Linked DNA regions of Homo sapiens: region 1 is linked to region 2. A link is an interaction called in ENCODE POLR2A ChIA-PET data of the cell type or tissue named here. Cell type or tissue: GM12878. All regions are shown on one strand. Links, peaks and the distances in the headings refer to the core of each region. The heading gives the core; the rest is flanking DNA. Region 1 has its middle 52 kb from the start of PSEN2. Region 2 overlaps PARP1 (poly(ADP-ribose) polymerase 1).

The links. ChIA-PET counts read pairs that join two places held together with the same protein. Peaks named below come from ENCODE experiments on the same cell type or tissue, not always from the same donor. Only the 100,000 strongest peaks of a DNase experiment are listed, where the experiment ranks them.
Region 1: POLR2A ChIA-PET joins it to region 2 with 6 read pairs; 4 of 35 experiments call an interaction of 5 or more read pairs at or near these places.

What each region holds. Positions count from the first base shown.
Region 1 is chr1:226,814,073-226,822,974 of GRCh38, reverse strand. No RefSeq gene overlaps it. Among named protein-coding and RNA genes, the nearest start is that of PSEN2, 52 kb to the left of the region's middle. In GM12878, for the core only: no CTCF peak of the experiment used is centred there; no DNase peak of the experiment used is centred there.
Region 2 is chr1:226,398,504-226,407,405 of GRCh38, reverse strand. It overlaps PARP1 (poly(ADP-ribose) polymerase 1), which reads left to right. Exons shown (of 23, transcript NM_001618.4): 2 at 5,027-5,192. Among named protein-coding and RNA genes, the nearest start is that of PARP1, 5.1 kb to the left of the region's middle. RefSeq lists enhancers at 689-748, 3,792-3,936, 3,577-4,478 and a cis regulatory region at 3,864. In GM12878, for the core only: a CTCF peak has its summit at 3,810; no DNase peak of the experiment used is centred there; H3K4me3 peaks cover 1,406 bases; H3K27ac peaks cover 1,770 bases.

The DNA of each region.
Region 1 (8,902 bases), core at 2,630-5,129, 420 kb before region 2:
CTGAATTATCTGGGTGGGGCCAATGTAATCTCAAGGGTCCTTATAAGAGGGAGGCAGGAGGATCTGAGAGAGTAATAGGAGATGTGATGACTGAAACAAGAGGGGCCATGCAAGGAAGGGGCCAGGAGCCAAGGAATGCAGAAGGCCCCAAGGAGATGAAAAGACAAGGAAACATTCTCCTAGAACCTCCAGAAGGAATGCCAGCTTGCCCACACCTTGGATTTGGCCTAGCAAAACTGATTTTAAAATTCTGACCTCCAGAACTACAAGAGAATAAATTTGTGCTGTTTTAAGCTACTGAGTTTGTGATAAGTTGTTACATCAGCAGTAGGAAGCCAGTACACTCCAGCTGCACCATCTCACCTTTTTAAAAGACAAGTAGCAGATTAAATATATATATCCCTATTATATTGTATATTATATATAATATATATATGCCTATTTTTTGGCCACAGTAACTAAAATGAGGGAGCCATGTAGAATAAGCATGTGTCATATTTGCGTATGCTTAATATCTTTTGAATAAATTCCTTTCCTATTTTTAGGCACTTCCAGGCCATGCTGCGTTTCCCAGTATCTCTTGCAGCTAGGACACAAACACTTGACCTGGGCCTCCCCACCATCATATGCACCTTAGTGAGAAGGCCCCTGGAGGATTCCTCTCCCAGGGGCTCTGTGGAGCAGTCACTGAGATCTCAGGGGCAGCAGGGGCAGAGGTCCTGGCTGTGGTGTCCCATCTCAGTATCTAAAGTGTGCACCTGCACTCAGCAGTGGTGGGAGGATGATCTGGGTATTGTTCCAGGCTGTAGAGCCTTCAGGCCTGATTTGCTGGCCTTTCTGGAAATCCTGTGAGCCACACAGTATCCTTCTATGAATCTGTTTGCTACTTAATCTTGTACTGTGGATTCTTTCATTTGCCACTAAGAACTCTGACTGATACATACCTTATGGCAAGGTTGTCAGTGTTAGTGCTGGAAGGTGAAGCATTTTGCTTTTCCAGACAGCCAGAATCATTCAGCAAGATCAGGAAATGGAAGCCAAAGTGCACATTAGTTTGTAATTACAGCTGCAGAGCATCCCAGCAACCACAGAACAGCTGGTGCTCTTTAGTCCTAGAGTGGCCGTGGAGGGGGACCATGTCCAGAGAATAAGTGACTATGGGGTTTCCAGGTGGGCTTCAGAAGGGCCCATCTAGGAGAGGTGAGGGATGACTGGCATAGTTTCCTCAGATGCAGGTGAGGGAGGTGCTAGGAGCACTCTCTCAGAGCCACTTTCCCCCAGGGATAGCCAGTTGCTATTTCAGTTTGGGGAGAGGTGCCTGAAGTCCTCCTGGCTTTCCTCTCCCTCCCCTCCCTTCCTGTCCCCTGAGTCTGGGCCAAGAAGGCTCACAGATGAGGAGCCAGATGTGAGCAGAGCCTTGACACACAGCCGCTTCCAGGAGCTCGTGCTCAGCCTGGAACACTGTCAAGGAGATGACAGATGTGCCTTCCTCCTTGGGTCAGCTTCAGATGAAGTCATCCTTTCCCTCTGGACTCTATCAGGATTAGCCGTTGGTATTTCTGAGTCACTTCACAGTTCATACGCACTTTGGAAACCAGAAGTATCGTGTGAAAATCTCTGCAGATGAGATTTTTATCCTGGGCCTTTACTTTTGAGGATGCTCTTGAGACACTGAACCAAGAACATTGACCAGAACATTGAATGTTATTTTGAGGATTTTGAGAATTAAGAAGCATAAAAGAAGGAGAAACACATTGGTGATGAATGTGTTCAGGAGGCCATAGGGGTTGCAGCTACTATAAAATCAAATCCATGCCTCTGAAGTGCTCCCACGCCCTCCGGGGGATGCTGTTTATGAGTTTTCTTGGATCTTACAAGGGGCAAGTAAGATTGCCTCGTCTCACACAGAGCTTCCTTTGAAGAATGCTAATCCTGTGAGGACTTTTCCTTCCATGATATTGTTGAGGAGGAGTTTTCTGATTACCATTGCCTGAAATGGCTTAAGGCTAAAATATCCTAACCCAAAAGTCTTTAGAAAGGGAAAAGTTAAGACCTTGTCAATAATTTATAATCTAGTGGTAATCAATATGTTAGTATTCAATCGGATTGTTTTCAACATCCCTTCAGCAGAACAATTTCCCAAGAAATGTGTGTCCATAATTATGTTTTTATGGGGGAGAGGGGTAAGGACATTCATTGATGAGGAAATTACATTAGGGAGAAACAGACCATTCACAGGGAGCCCTTTGTCGAGCAGAGCAAAGCTGGAAAGCTGTCATAGCGAGGACCCGTCCTTCCTTCCTTGATGGTGTGTGTGTTTTATCTATTACACTGGAAAATGTAGCTCTACAGAGGGTTTGCTCTGAGCATGACTCTATCAATTGAGAGCTCAAGTAGAATTCTGATGGAAACTAAGATTACAATGTAATACAAAACCAGTGACCTGTGTTAATTGTGCGTTGCTGATATGGCTGCAATAAGTTGAATTCATTGCTGATGTGGGTCCAACAACTTGGTGTATGTAGTGAACACAGGAGACCAAGGGCTGTCCTTCTCAACCACGGGCTCCCTGAGTGATGCCCTCTTGTCCCCACAGCCACTCTTCTCTCCCGTGGGAAGATCCCTGTCCCTTCTCATTTCTTGGGCAAGTATATTGCTTTCCCAACATGGGCATTATTGGACAGCTTCTGTACTCCTCAAGAAAACCTAAATATTACTATCTCTCCTGCCTTCCCAAGACAGTTTCTTTCCCCAGAACTGAATTTCAGAGCTCGGTAATCCCTGGCACGGTCTCCATGAGTCCAGATGGGATACACTTTACAGATAGACCTGCACACCCCCTTCTATGCACCTCACTCCCTTGACACTTCTTTTTTGTTTGTTTGTTTTTTTGAGATGGAGTTTCACTCTTGTCACCCGGGCTGGAGTATAATGGCGCAATCTCTGCTCACTAAAACCTCGCCTAAAACCTGAGGCAGGTTCAAGCGATTCTCCTGCCCTGGCCTTCTGAGTAGCTGGGATTACAGGCGCCCACCACCACGCCCAGCTAATTTTTGTATTTTTAGTACAGACAGGGTTTTCACCATGTTGGTCAGGCTGGTCTCAAACTCCTGACCTCCGGTGATCCGCCTGCCTCGGCCTCCCAAAGTGCTGGGATTACAGGCGTGAGCCACCACGCCCAGCCCCTTGACACTTCTTGACACTGTTCAGACCCCACATAACATACATACTTAACTGGGATTACCTGCTTTGCAGGATCTTGCACATAATGTACATACTTGACTGGGATTACCTGCTTTGCAGGACCTTGACTCCTGAAGCTAGGAAATCCCTGGAGACATCTGTAAAGGTCACCAATTAGTTTTCTCCAATGTTGGCTCTAGTTTAATCCCAAATGATCTAACACAAGTGACCCCCACATTTTTTGTTTGTGTCTGCTTTGAGGTGACCCCAGCTCTTCCCGCACCCAAGGAAGCAGGATGTAGCCACTCTTTAATAATCTATAAAATACCAAGAATACCAAAAATCAGCTACTCAGCATTCTGAAAATGATAGCAAACGTTTTGTAAGTACAATTGCAGCAGGGGGACATGGTCACATTAACTCGCATCCTGCTTTGGTACTAACAAAACATCCCCTTTGGCTTTTTGCTTCCTTTCCCTCCCCAAAGGAATTTGCTATTGTTTGTAAATATAGTATACCCCTAACACCAGCTTTATTTAACTCCACTTCACATTTTTAGCCTTTCTGAAAATTCATACTAGGTAGGTTTTACTTTTTTTGAAACAATTCCATTGAGGTAGAATTTACATACAATAAATTGGACTGGTAGGGTCAGGCTCAGAGCACTGTTTTATTTTTTACTTTATTTTTAAAAATTTTTGTGGGTACATAGTAGGTGTATATATTTATGGGATACATGAGCTATTTTGGTACTGGCATGCAATGCATAATAATTAAACCATGGAAAACCGGGTATCCATCCCCTCAAGCATTTATCCTCTGTGTTACAAACAATCCAATTATATTCTTTTAGTTATTTTTTGAAATGTACAATTAAATTATTATTAACTGTAGTCTCCCTGTTGTGCTATCAGATACTAGGTTTTAATTCATTCATTCATTCTTTTTTTTTTTTTTTTTTGAGATGGAGTTTCGCTCTTGTTGCCCAGGCTGGAGGGCAATGGCGTGATCTCGGCTCACCGCAACCTCCGTTTCCCAGGTTCAAGCGATTCTCCTGCCTCAGCCTCCTGAGTAGCTGGGATGACAGGCATGCACCACCATGCTCAGCTAATTTTGTATTTTTAGTAGAGACGGGGTTTCTCCACGTTGGTCAGGCTGGTCTTGAACTCCCGACCTCAGGTGATTCGCCCGCCTCTGCCTCCCAAAGTGCTGAGATTACAGGCATGAGCCACCGTGCCCGGCCTTAATTCATTCTTTCTATTTTTTTTGGTACCCATTTATTATCCCTACCTCTCCTCACCTTGCCACCCCACCACCCTTCCCAGCCTCTGGTCACCATCTTCTACTCTATGCTCATGAATTCAATTGTTTTGATTTTTAGATCCCACAAATAAATGAGAACATTGAGCACTGTTTTAAGTGAACAGTGAGTTTTGACAAATGTATATGCCTATGTGACCACCATCATATTCAAGATATAGAATGTTTCTGTCATCCCAAAAAGTTCTCTCATGTCTCTTTGCTGTCAACCATCCTCTCCACCCTCAGCTCCAGGCAACTGCTGATCTGCTTTCTGTCATTATTGTTTCATTTTGATGGGCTTTAGTTTTAAGGAGAATATACTGTAGCCAATAAAATGGAGTTCTGCTTGCTTCTGCTTGACACCCTGCAAGGATCCACATGAGAAAATGTTAACATTAAAAACATAGCAATTGTATGTCATCTGAGCCACACAACATTGATCCTTTGCTGAATTCTTTTCTCTCATTAGTGTAATAAATTGTTTTCAAAGATGGCGCCAACAATTCCTCCCTCATGCCACTCCTCCCATCAAGAGGTGGAGTCTGTCTCCCCTTTCTTTGAACCAGAAGTGATTTTGTTACTTGATTTGACTGAAAGAATGAGAAAAAAGGCCGGACGTGGTGGCTCTTGCCTGTAATCCCAACACTTTGAGAGGCTGAGGCAGGTGAATCACTTGAACCTGGGAGTTCATGGCAAAACCCTGTCTCTACAAAACAAAAAATCCCCAAAACACAAATATTAGCGGGGCATCATGGCCTGCACCTGTAGTCCCAGCTACTCGGGAGGCTGAGGTGGGAGAATCGCTGGAACCCAAGAGGTGGAGGTTGCGGTAAGCCAAGATTGCACCACTGAACTCCAGCCTGGGTGACAGAGTGAGACCCTATCTCAAAAAAAAAAAAAAAAAAAAAAGAAGTGATGCTCTGCCAGTTCCAGGCTCCCGCTTTACAAAGCTTGAGAATGTCTATTTGGCCTATTGGGATTCAGCCACCGTGTAAGTAAGCTCAAGCCAGACTGCTAAATGATGAGAGACTCTGTGGAGAGGGAGCGCTCAACCAGCTCCCTGCTCCTCAAGCCACCCCAGCTGAGGTGCCAGACATGTAAGTGAAGCCATCTTGTGTGTTCCATCTAAATTCCAACTAAAGCTCCCAACTAAATGCAGCCACACAAGTGACCTTGAGCAACTCAGTACAGAGCCGAAGAACTGCTCAGCTGAGCCCAGCCAACCCCCAGAATTGTGAGAAATAATAAATCTTTGTTTTAAGCCACTGAGTTTTGGGGTAGTTTGTTATACAGCAGTGGATAACTGAAGCCATCGGGAATGTTGAATGAAGGTAATGCCCTCCTAGAAACACCTGAAACAACATCAGCAGAGGGAAAGAACATGCGGCCTCCATAATACTGTGAAGCAGTGACTGCCCCTTTGTGAAGTCCCAGAGGCAGGTCATTAAACCAGATCCTCCCAAAGGAAGCAGAACCCAGGATGCAGTCACAGCCAAGAGAGGCTTCTTCAGGGGCTCTCAGGAGCTCAGTGTGGGGAGTTGGCTCAAGGGAAAAAGGGATTCCAGGTCCTCCTCCTTCTCTTTGTGGCTTTCCGAGGGAGAGTCTTACCCAGGTGGGGGGAGTCGTAGCTGAAGAATTTGAGTTTCTAGGGAGACCTAGGATGATTTAAGAGGTTAAGAGCTTCTTAGAGCCACGTCTTCTTAGGAAGACCCAGATGAGAAATGATTCAGGAATTCCCATGATCAAAGGCTAGCACAATCTGTGGCCTGCAAAAGCTACTCACAAAAGTGTTTGTTAAGTCAATAAATTTCTGCTTGAGTTATTTGGATATTCCACAGGCTAATTAGATTTAGGGAATCCAAGACTGGTGCTGAGGTGTCCACCAGGCATGAACAATTCACTTTGACAGTTCCTAGATCATCATGCACTCTGCAGACCAAAGAGAGCCATAGAAACCTTAATTTGAAGATTAATTATTTAGCCTGTTGTAGACTTAGCCTTCACCTAGCATTTAACTATAGAATGGGAGCAAGTTTGGGACATTCGTATGAACCCATCATCACTTGCCCTTTCTTTCCTGGAAGACTTGATAATCTTCAACCAAACCTCCAGCTCACGGAAAAAGGATCTCTAGCAGCAGCTTATTTGAATTGAGGAGGATTCCTAATGGAGTGTATGGAAATTGTTGCTCTAGATGTTTGAATAACCAGGTGGTAAAGCAAGGGGACCAGCATTTCCTGATAAATACAAGCAGTCTGCTGCTAGCTGAGGCTGTTTTGAATTGGATATGGTAACAAGAGCAACACCACTTCACCTCTGTCTCACCTGAATTATCCAGTAGTTGGTGAGCTCCTCAGAGGAAGGAAGATGGGGCAGGGGAACTTTTCTGGATCTGGGCCCGAAGGATGCTTCTGCACCCCCAGCTTATTTTTTTTTTTTTTTAAGACAGGGTCTCACTCTGTCTCCCAGGCTGGAGTGCAGTGGCGCAATCTTGGCTCATTGCAACCCCTGTCTCCCGGGTTCAGGTGATTCTCCAGAGTCAGATTACTGAGTAGCTGGGACTACAGGTGTGTGCCACCATGCCTGGCTAATTTTTGTATTTTTAGTAGAGACAGGGTTTCACCATGTTGGCCAGGCTGGTCTTGAACTCCTGACTTCAAGTGATCTGCTCGCCTTGTCCTCCCAAAGTGCTGGGATTACAGGCGTGAGCCACTGTGCCCCGCCCCCAGCTTAATTTTTCTATGTTTGCAATGGTCATAGCACATCCTCTACATCTTCATTGTTCCCTGTGCATGCATTGAGATGAGTTTCCTTAGTGTCACCTGCAGAAAGCAGAGGAAGGAGAAAGAGGTGGGAATATGACAATTCCAGAAGTCTTCCTGCAAGAAGGGCCACAGCTAAGTGACAAAGACAAGGAGGGACAGGGACAGGCCAGCAGTAAATGTGGAGCAGCACCAAGTGCATGCCAAAAAGTCAGAGTTTTCACTTTCTAAGTTGGTTTGTGTCTTATTGAATAAATCAAAAGGACTTGACCCTGTGCTTATGCAAGATCTCTTAGTGGCGTGCAAGCATTTAGAAATGCTTGAAGTGCTGCACACATGAAAGGCAGAGTGACTTTGTTATTAGCTCCGTCTGTAACTGGATGACGGCCACACCCTCTGGCATCTGACTGAGTAGGAAAAAGGCCCCAGGGTGTCCTGTGCTGGGGACACCAGGTGACTGTACAGAGTCCATGCCAGCCAGGAGATCCCAGCAGGTGCGAGGCTGATGGGAAATGAGCAAGCTTGGACGGTTTTCCTGCCTGGATGGAGCGTCCGGCTTAGTCACTCTTCCCTCTGCCTGGGGGAGTGAAGTCACAAGCTCTCTGCTCTCACTGTCTTGCCAGCCCTTCTTCTCCCTTCCCTCGGCCCTCTTGCCTTCTCTAGGACCACAGATTAATTGTAACTAGAACCCTAAACACACTTACTGTAAGAGGCTTTCCCTTATAAACATAAGGTTTAAAAAAAGAGGGTCAAATGGCAAACAAACACCCTCAAAAGCAAGAAACAGCTGCATTCTGCAAAGCCAAGCTACTCTCAAGGATTTTTTTTTTCTTTTATAGAGACAGGATCTGTCGCCCAGGCTGGGGTGTAGTGGCTGGATCATAGCTCACTGTAGCCTTAAGCTCCTGGACTCAAGTGACTCTCCTGACTCAGCCTCCTGCGTAGCTGGGACTATAGGCCCATGCCACCATGCCCAGCTAATGTTTTAGACAAAATAAGGAGTAGGGCATAATCCAGGGTCAGGGCAGTTACAAAGAAATCCCTACTTGTAGTGCTTTTGTAGGCTGATAAATGATATTGATATTCTTAATGATAACTATAAAATACAGATCTTGAGACATATTTTTAAAACTATTTTTAAATTTTATTACTAATATCTACTGTGTATGCCACCCCCACATCCTTTTTGGAAAGAAATGAGGCAATATTAATAATAAATTCTCATGTTGATTTCAGGTGCTTTCACATACATTATTTCTTTGGTTTTCCCACAGCCTGTTGAGCTGGCAGAGTCTTGAACATATCAGGGACAGCTGTCTCTCGGATTTGTCTGAATCTGTAAGCAGTGTTGGAGCAGTCACCGCCATCAAGGCAGTGGCAGGATGGGTGTGTCTGTCCTGCAGTGCAGGGGTCTTGAAGGCTTTCTTGGGTTTTGCTGACCCTGTTGGCAGATATTGGCAGATTTTTTTTTTTTTTTTTTTTGAGACAGAGTTTTGCTCTGTCACCCAGGCTGGAGTGCAGTGGTGCAATCTGAGCTCACTGCAACCTCCTCCTCCTAGGCTCAAGCAATTCTCATGTGTTGGCAGACACTTTCTGACAATGTGTTAGGGACAGTATTTTAATCTCTGTGGCATGTCAGAATGCAGCCTCATTGG
Region 2 (8,902 bases), core at 3,012-5,511:
GGCGACTGACATGTGGGTTTTTTTTTTTTTTGTTAAACCTATTTTTGGCAGTCATTTCAACACGTCATTTAAACGCTCACTCTCATTTTTTATTTTAATTAGGCAGAACTATGCAGAAAGGTGTCATTTCTGTACAGTACATTCACTTTGAGCCTAATTTGTGCTTTAAAGTAACATTTTCCCCAAATTTTCCAGATTCACAGACGCGTTCTCTTGGTGCATTTGCAGCTGTCTGGTTTGAGTAAGAGTGGCTCCAGGGGGGTTTCTCATGTGGGCTTTTTGATAGATTGAATCCCCTTCTGAGGTTTCCTGAGCCTTCTGTGAGGTGGTGGGCTTGAAGGCCCCTGTCATTTCCCAGGGGCTCCTGCCTCCAGCTTCCAGTTTGCCGATGTCTACCTTTGTATTAATAATTCTGGTTCTCATCTGCCCTGTTCCTCCTCGCTTCCAACATATTACCCAAGCTTAGTGCTCATGGTCAAGGTAGCTTGATTTTCCTCCCTTCCATGAGCTGTAATGTGTTTTAGGAATGACCAGATATCCCTCAGTGGATTTTCAGTACTTAGTACAAGGGAGGGCGACATTTACCGAGTGGATACCCAAGTGCCAGGTGTACTTCCGTTATCTTATTTCACAATATGCCTGTCATCTTGGTGTCCTCGGGGCATACCTAAGTCAGTACGTGGCACACAGTGCTTATTTGGTAGGCATTTTTTAAGTTCTAAGCACTCTGTTAGGTTTTAAGGACACAGAATCCACCTTTGGGAATTTCCAGTTTGGTTAAACGGGAAATGACTGGTAAACAAACGTTACCGTAAGAGAGGATGGATGCCACCTGATGGAGCTGTGCTCTAGGCATTGTGTGCCTAGGAGTCCGAGATGACCCAGCTAAGGGTGGAAGCTTGATTAGGAGTCGTTAATTCACAGAAGTGGAGCAGAAAGATGAGAATAGGGAAGTAGACAGGGCCTACAATTTGAAGAGCCTTGTTGCCCACTAAGGAACCTAGAACTTACTTTGAATATACAAGGCAGCCTGTTATGAAGTTCTCACTCCTGGTGCAGGAGCTCTTAACCCAGGGTCTGTGGGATGGTAGGTAGAAGGCAAGAGGTCCATGAGTTTAGATAAGAAAAAATTGATATCTCCATCTCCACTAACCTCTAGATAAAATTATTTCCTCTAATCATAAATGTAAGCAGCAAAGCAAAGGCATATTAGCAGTCCCTATTTTTTTTTCACCAGTGATAATTACAGATATTTTCATATCACTTTACAGTTGGAAGTTTTTCAAAATATAATTTACTCTCATTGCTACAAAAATCACAGTTATTAGAGGCTGTACTAGATCTTGTTATTTAATGCTTAAAAGCTCACGGGTTACTGTACCCAAATTACCTTTCAAATGTTTTGATAATTATCTCAGTGTTTCCTTTTCGAGCCTTTTTGTTTGTTTTGTTTTTTGAGATGGGGTCTCACTATGTTGCCCAGGCTGGTCTCAAACTCCTGAGCTCAAGCGATCCATGCACCTCGGCCCCACAAAGTGCTAGGGTTACAGGCATGAGCCACCGTGACTGGCCATTTGCGAGCCTTTTTATTACGCATTTTTAAATGTTATTCTGAGAAAGGGACATCCAGGCGCCTTAACAGGTGGGCAGAGTACCGTGTTCTGGTGGAAAGACAAACAAAACCCAAGTCCAGACTGTGTTGAGGCTAGAACAACACCGCTGTGGAGGAAGTTAGAGGAGGCTTAGCTGTGGGGGAGGCCGGATGGAGGAAACTGAACCTGATCAAGTTTAGCATTCTGGGGCCGGGCTTGGTGGCGCATGCTTGTAATCTCAGCACTTTGGGAGGCTGGGGTGGGCAGATTACTTAAGCTCAGCAGTTTGAGACCAGCCTGGCCAACATGGTGAAACCTGTCTCTACAAAAAAATGCAATGATTAGCGGGTCGTGGTGGTGCGTGCCTGTTAAGTCCCAGCTACTCCGGAGGCTGAAGCTGGAAGATTGCTTGAGCCTGGGAGGTGGAGGTTGCAGTGAGCTGAGATAGTGCCACTGCACTCCAGCCTGGGCGACAGACCCAGACCCAGACCCAGACCCTGTCTGAAAAAAAAAATAGTAATAACAACATTCTGGGCTTTCCTTTGGTATACTTGATAGTGAAAGAAACTCTTTATTATTAAAAGTAACTGTGATTTTTATGTAATGGTGATTAAGGGTGGATTCAGAGTTTTAATTCAGAATTTAAAGTTGGTCTGGTAGACTGAGCTGGTGAAGGCCAAAAAGAAAGAAGCCTTTTCACTTGCTTGAATTTAAATACCTTCTTTTACATTTACATGGGAGTATTGTTCTCTGAGTATCTGATACCTGACACTTTAGCCCTCATGCCTGGGGCATCTTGGGAGGGATGAGCTGGGCCCTCCAGCATTTTGGTGGGAGGAGGATGGCGGTAGACCTTTGAGTTGCTCTGTCCTGGGAGGGTTTGAGCACCCGGAGGCATGCAGTGAGGTCAGTTCATTCTCTCTGTGGCCTAGGTGGACAGGTAGCATGGCCTGTTCTGCACAGAAGGGAACCCAGTTCACCAGCTGCTGGTTGGGTGAGGACCCTGGTATGTTAGGTGCTCAGTTTTTGCTTGGGTGCACAGCCAAAGATTCTGTGCCTTGCCTCAGCTGTGCAGCTAACAAATGGAGTCGATAGTCTTGTGACCTTGGTTTGGTGCCTTTCTGCCACATCATTCTCAGTCCTGAGTTTAGGGCAAAGCATTGCTTTGGTCAGGGGTGCTTCTGCTGAGGCTCTTGTCCTCTAAGCTTGTGCTGTGATTGCACCATTGGGCAGCACCTCCAGGGTGTCCAGCACTGTGCCGGTGGTTGGGGGAGACAGCACCCAGACCAAAGGGCAGCAGGTCTGGGGCCCCTGGCAGAGCCAGGAAGAAGTGCCATAGCCATTACCTGTGCTCTTTATACAAGGGTAACTGGAACATTGCACAGGAAGGGTAGACAAGGGGTAGACAAGCAGGCAGAGCCAGGTCGAGGCCATTGCAAATATTCCATGATAGCCAGATGCTTAGGGATCTGTATCAGCAGCCTAATTGAGATCTGGTGGAACGTTTGAGAGTTGGAACATGAGTATGCTCTCAGAAATGCCATTTGTTGTCTCTTCTACAGCAGGAATTTCCCCATCCTTCCTTTTTTGTTCCATCTGACTTGGAGCCCTAAGCAAACACTGCGTGCCCTCTGTGACATGTTGCTAGAGAATAGCAAGATAGGCCCTTATGAAATAATCACCAAATGCATAGTTCTTAGTGAGGGGAGCTGTGGAAGGAGCATTGGGAGATCTGAGGGAGTGCTCTGAACAGGGCTGGAGAGCATTCCAGACCCAGGGGAAAGCTGATGTTGAGGAGTCCTTGTGCTGCCATAGTCTTAGCTGTGCATTTTAATACATCACATCCAGAAAGAGGCCACTCACAGTGGAGAGAGATAGTGGGGTACCTTATCATTGCTTTTCCAGAGTATTTTCCCTGTCCCCGCAACTCCATCCTAAAAATTCAGCACATTTACTTTTAATGCTGTTTTAATAGTCTTATTGCATCTGTGTGACATTTAGCTTTATGTTCTATAAAAGCAGATGTTTGGGACTTCCCTTACTTTAGTCAGATCACAGTTGGTGTATTTTTAAGTAGCTCTTCCTGCCGGGCAGTGGAGTGTGGTGGGAGGAATCATAGTGTCAAATCATTCATTTGCTGCCTCTGTGACTCCCAACCCCCCAGGCAAGGATTTCCAGCCCCACTGTCTCCATCTGTGAATGAAAGGGCTGGTTCCCACCCAGAGGCAGATTGTGGGATTACACAGGATGGCTTATGAAAGGAGCAGGGACACACACTACATACTGTGTCTTCCCCTTCTTCCCAATCGCTGTCACCGTCCACTCTGTAAAGCCAGGACTGGGTGCAGTGGTTCATGCCTGTAATCCCAGCACTTCGGGAAGCCGAGGCGGGCGGGTCACGAGGTCAGAAGTTCGAGACCAGCCTGGCCAACATGGTGAAGCCCCATTGCTACTAACAATACAAAAATTAGCCAGGCATGGGTGGCACGTGCCTGTAGTCCCAGCTACTCAGGAGGCCGAGGCAGGAGAATCGCTTGAACCCAGGAGACAGAGGTTGCAGTGAGCTGAGATCGCACCACTGCACTCAGTGCAAGACTCGGTCTCAAAAACAAAGCCAGACAGTGCTCGAGGCCTGGGAGCAGAACCTGACCCTGTCACAATGAAAGGCCTAGTGGGAAGCAAACCACCTGGAGAGGGGAACTGTGTTCCCTGTGGCCAGACTTCTCAGGTCCTACGCCTGGGAAACTGCGCCCCAGAAGGCCAGTGAGCAGCTGACTCCAGCTCTAGGCATGCTGCCCCGAACCATCCGCTGTCACAGTTGCCTCAAAGACCTCCATTCATTCCACTCCCATCTGTGTGGCTGCTGCAAGCTTGACACTTTTTTCTGACACACTTTCTCTGCTTTGCTCATTATCTGGGACTTGTTCCTTGTTATTCTTAACTGCAGAGGCACTTAAAGAGCCCTTTTCTGGGGCACACAGGCCCTTTGAGTCCAGGCAAGCCTGGAGCAGTTGTCTGGCCATTCCCAGCAGATGCTGCAGGATTGTGACTCTGCACAAGTGTCTTCTGTGCATTTCACTAGGCCATGAGGCAGCTCACCACTAAATGTAGCAGTGTGTGGTCAAAAGGGACGTGGGGCAGAGCTCAGTGGTAAAAGGCCACCTTTCTCGTGGCTGTGTTTGGTGTCCTAAGAGAATGAGCTCAAGAACAGTGGGCTACAGTCTTCTGACCCTTGGGGAAGATCGTGAGAAGGATGCTGCAGCTCTTCATGTGAGAGCGGAGGCTGTCCTCCTTTCACAGATAGGAGAACAAAAGTTTCATGTGCTATCCCACTGCTGGGGCTGGGACTGGGGTCGAGGTCAAGGTCAAGGTCTAGTGGGTCTAAGTCAAAAGTTAACTGCTTACTTACTTCCCTCTGTTTCTCTTCCTTCTAGTCGCCCATGTTTGATGGAAAAGTCCCACACTGGTACCACTTCTCCTGCTTCTGGAAGGTGGGCCACTCCATCCGGCACCCTGACGTTGAGGTGGATGGGTTCTCTGAGCTTCGGTGGGATGACCAGCAGAAAGTCAAGAAGACAGCGGAAGCTGGAGGAGTGACAGGTGTGTACATACTGGGGCAGCATGGGCATTCAGCCCCCACCCTGAAGCTCCCAGGAGGGCCTCGTCTCAGAGAGCAAAGCAAACCTCCCCCAGCTTGCCCTCTCCCACATGTGCAGATCAAGCGTATGGTGCCCATGTTATTTCAGCAACACCTCCTGGACTCAGCATCATCTGTTGCATGATATTTGGTATTTTGTTTTTCCAGGTGCTTGGAATGTAGCCTTTAAAGTTGTTTTGTTTTTAATATACTTTATTTTTGTTCATGGCAAAAGTAAGCAAAGAACAAAGAGTTTCCAGTACCCCCTCCCCCTCCCACCACACAGGCTCTTCCTTGTCAACACCTCCCACCAGAGTAGTACATTTGTTATAATTGAGGAACCTACACTGACACATCATTATTGCCCAGAGTCCAGAAACTCCTGATGCTCTACATTCTATGGGTTTGGACAAATGTATGATGACATGCATCTGCCATTATAGTATCATACAGAGTAGTTTCAGACCTGCACCCTTCTGCAGCCCCCTTAAGATTAAGGAAGAATAGCTCATCTCTGAGAGGGGAATGAGGTAGGAGGTGGGGCTCAGACACCAAACCAAACCGAGGACTAACTAAAGCAGGGACAGGGACGAAGCAGCTTTCCATAAAACACCCACCAGTGTGCCATATCAGTTTACCATTGCCATGGCAATACCCGGAAGTTACCACCCCTTTCTGTGACAACAATCTGATGACCTAAAAGTTACCACCCCGTTTCTTAACATGTCTGCATAGTCTGCCCCTTAATTTGCATATAATTAAAAGTGGGTGTAAATATGACTTCAGAACTGCCTTTGAGCTGCTGCTCTCAGCACAGTGCCTGTGGGGTAGCCCTGCTCTGCAGGAGCAGTCACAGAGCCATAACACTGCTGCCTCAATAAAGCTGCTTTCTTCTACCACGAGCTCGCTCTTAAATGCTTTCCAGAGCGAAGCCAAGGACCCGCCCAGGCCAATCCCCAATTTAGGGCTGGCCTGCCCTGCATCAGTTTCACTGCTCTAAAAATCCCCTGTTTATCCCTCCTAATTCCTGACAACCACTGCTCTTTTTACTGTCTCCACAGTTTTCTCCTTTTATGTCTTCTCCCATGTCTTAGTACAGGTCACGTCAGGTGACATAGCAGAGCAGAAAGCAAAGCTATTAAAAGCTTTATTAGGAGAGGTAATCCTAGGGCAGCAAGAGAGAGGGAGGAAGGGGAGGCAGGAGGGCAAGCACAGTGCCATACGCTGTCAAGCTGGCCATGGCTTCATGAGAAACAGCCAATGGCTTGGTCATGCAGGATGCCCTCACGCAAGTCCTTTGCCACTAAGCTTCAGAAAAGCCCCTCGGAGCAGGAGGAAGGGAGCAGCATTATCCATTGGTTCTTTCTGCCTCTTGTTTCTCATTGGTTTTAGCTCGCTGGAGGTGCTGTGGTTCTCTGCACTTCCAGACTGTGTTCCTGGCCTCTGCACAGTCACGCCCTGCAGCCAGAGCTGCCTCTAGATCTGGAAGTGGCGGGAGGACTCTCAGTCCCTGGTTTTGAAAGAGTTGGCCTGTTGGTGACAGTGCTGTGTTTGTTACTGTGGTGGTCACTACAGGGTGGGTATGCCAGGGTGTGGCCCTTACCCTGAGGCAGTGACAGTGCTAGGGAACAAGGCTGTGGCACCAGCAGCCACTGTCAGGTAGCCCACCCTGGGGATACAGATGAACTACATCCAGTACGTGTAATTTTATGGTTCCTTATTTCTTTTAACATCTAAATGTTTACTCTATTTGAGAGTTATCCCGGTGTGTGCTGATGTGTGGTGTGAGGCGTGACTCCAGTTTTATTTTTTTCCAGATGATGATCTAGTTTCCCTACTTTGTTTTTTTGTTGTTGTTTTTGTTTTTGTTTTGTTTTCGAGATGGAGTCTCACTCTGTTGCCCAGGCTGGAGTGCTGTGGCATGGTCTTGGCTCACTGCCACCTCCGCCTCCCGGGTTCAGGCGATTCTCCTGCCTCAGCCTCCCGAGTAGCGTGGTGCCTGCCACCATGCCCAGCTAATTTTTTGTACTTTGTTTATTGGCTTATTCATCTCCCCCATTGAGAGGTGTCTTGTATCATGCACAAAATCTCTGTATTTTGGGGTCCTTTTAAAAATTTCTGTTCCATTGTCTGTTTAACCTTTTTTTATATGTAAACTTTTTTCGTTGTTGTTGGAGACGGATTCTCGCTCTGTCACCCAAGCTGGGGTGCAGTGGTGTGATCTCGGCTCACCGTAAGCTCCGCCTCCCAGGTTCATGACATTCTTCTGTATGTAGACTTTTTTTCTTATAGCAGTTTTAGGTTCACAGCAAAATTGAGTAAAGTACAGAGTTTCCATATACCCGCTAGCCCTACCCACCCCACACATACACAGACTTTTGTCCACAATCAACATCGCCACCAGAGTGGTCCATGGTTATAGCTGATGAGCTACATTGACACATCGTTATCGGAGTGGTCCATGGTTATAACTGATGAGCCACATTGACACATCGTTATCCCTCGAGGTCTGTAGTTTACATGAGGGCTCACTCTTTGCATTGTACATTCTGTCAGTTTTAACAAACATACATTGACATGCATGTACCTTTATGGTAGCCTCCAGAGTCCTTTCACTGCCTGGGAAATCTCTGTGCTTTGCCTAGTCATTCCTCCCTCCCCTCTAACCTCCAGTAACCACTGATCTTTTTGCTTTCTCCATAGTTTTTCCTTTTCCAGAATATAATATAGTTGGAATCATACAGAAGGTAGCCTTTTCAGATTGGCTTCTCTCACTAGCAATGTGCTCTTAAGATTCCTCCATGTCGAGCCGGGCACGGTGGCTCACATCTGTAATCCCAGCACTTTGGGAGGCCGAGCCCAGCAGATTACGAGGTCAGGAGTTCGAGACCAGCCTGGCCAATATGGTGAAACCCTGTCTCTATTAAAAATACAAAAATTAGCCGGTGTGGTGGTGTGCACCTGTAGTCCCAGCTACTCGGGAGGCCGAGACAGGAGAATTGGTTGTACTGGGAGGCGGAGGTTGCAGTGAGCCGAGATCATGCCACTGCACTCCAGCCTGGCAACAGAGCGAAACTCCATCTCAAAAAAAAAAAAAAAAAAAGATTCCTCCATGTCTTGTCGTATTGATAGCTCATTTCTTTTTATTACTGAATAATATTCCATTGTCTGGATTACCACAGTTTGTTTATTCATTGACCTGCTGAAGGACATCTTGATTGCTTCCAAGTTTTGGTGATTATGAACAAAGCTGCTAGAAACACCCACCATGTGCAGGTTTTTATGGGGACATAAGTTTTCAACTCCTTTGGGTAATCAAGGAGTACAATTGCTGGATCATGTGGTAAGAGTATATTTAGTTTTGTAAGAAACTGCCAAGCTGTCTTTCAAAAAGCTGAATCATTTTCCATTCCCACCAGCAATAGATGAGAGTTCGTATCATTATACATCTTTGCCAGCATTTGGTGTTATCATTGTTTTGGATTTTGGCCATTCCAATAGATATATAGTATTTTATTATTGTTTTAATTTGCATTTCCCTAATACTGTAATTATCTTGAACATCTTCTCATACGTTTATTTACCATCTGTATATCTTTGGTGAAATGTCTTTTGCCTGCCCCTACCCCCACTTTTTTTTTTTTTTTTTAAGACTGTCTTGCTCCGTCGCCCA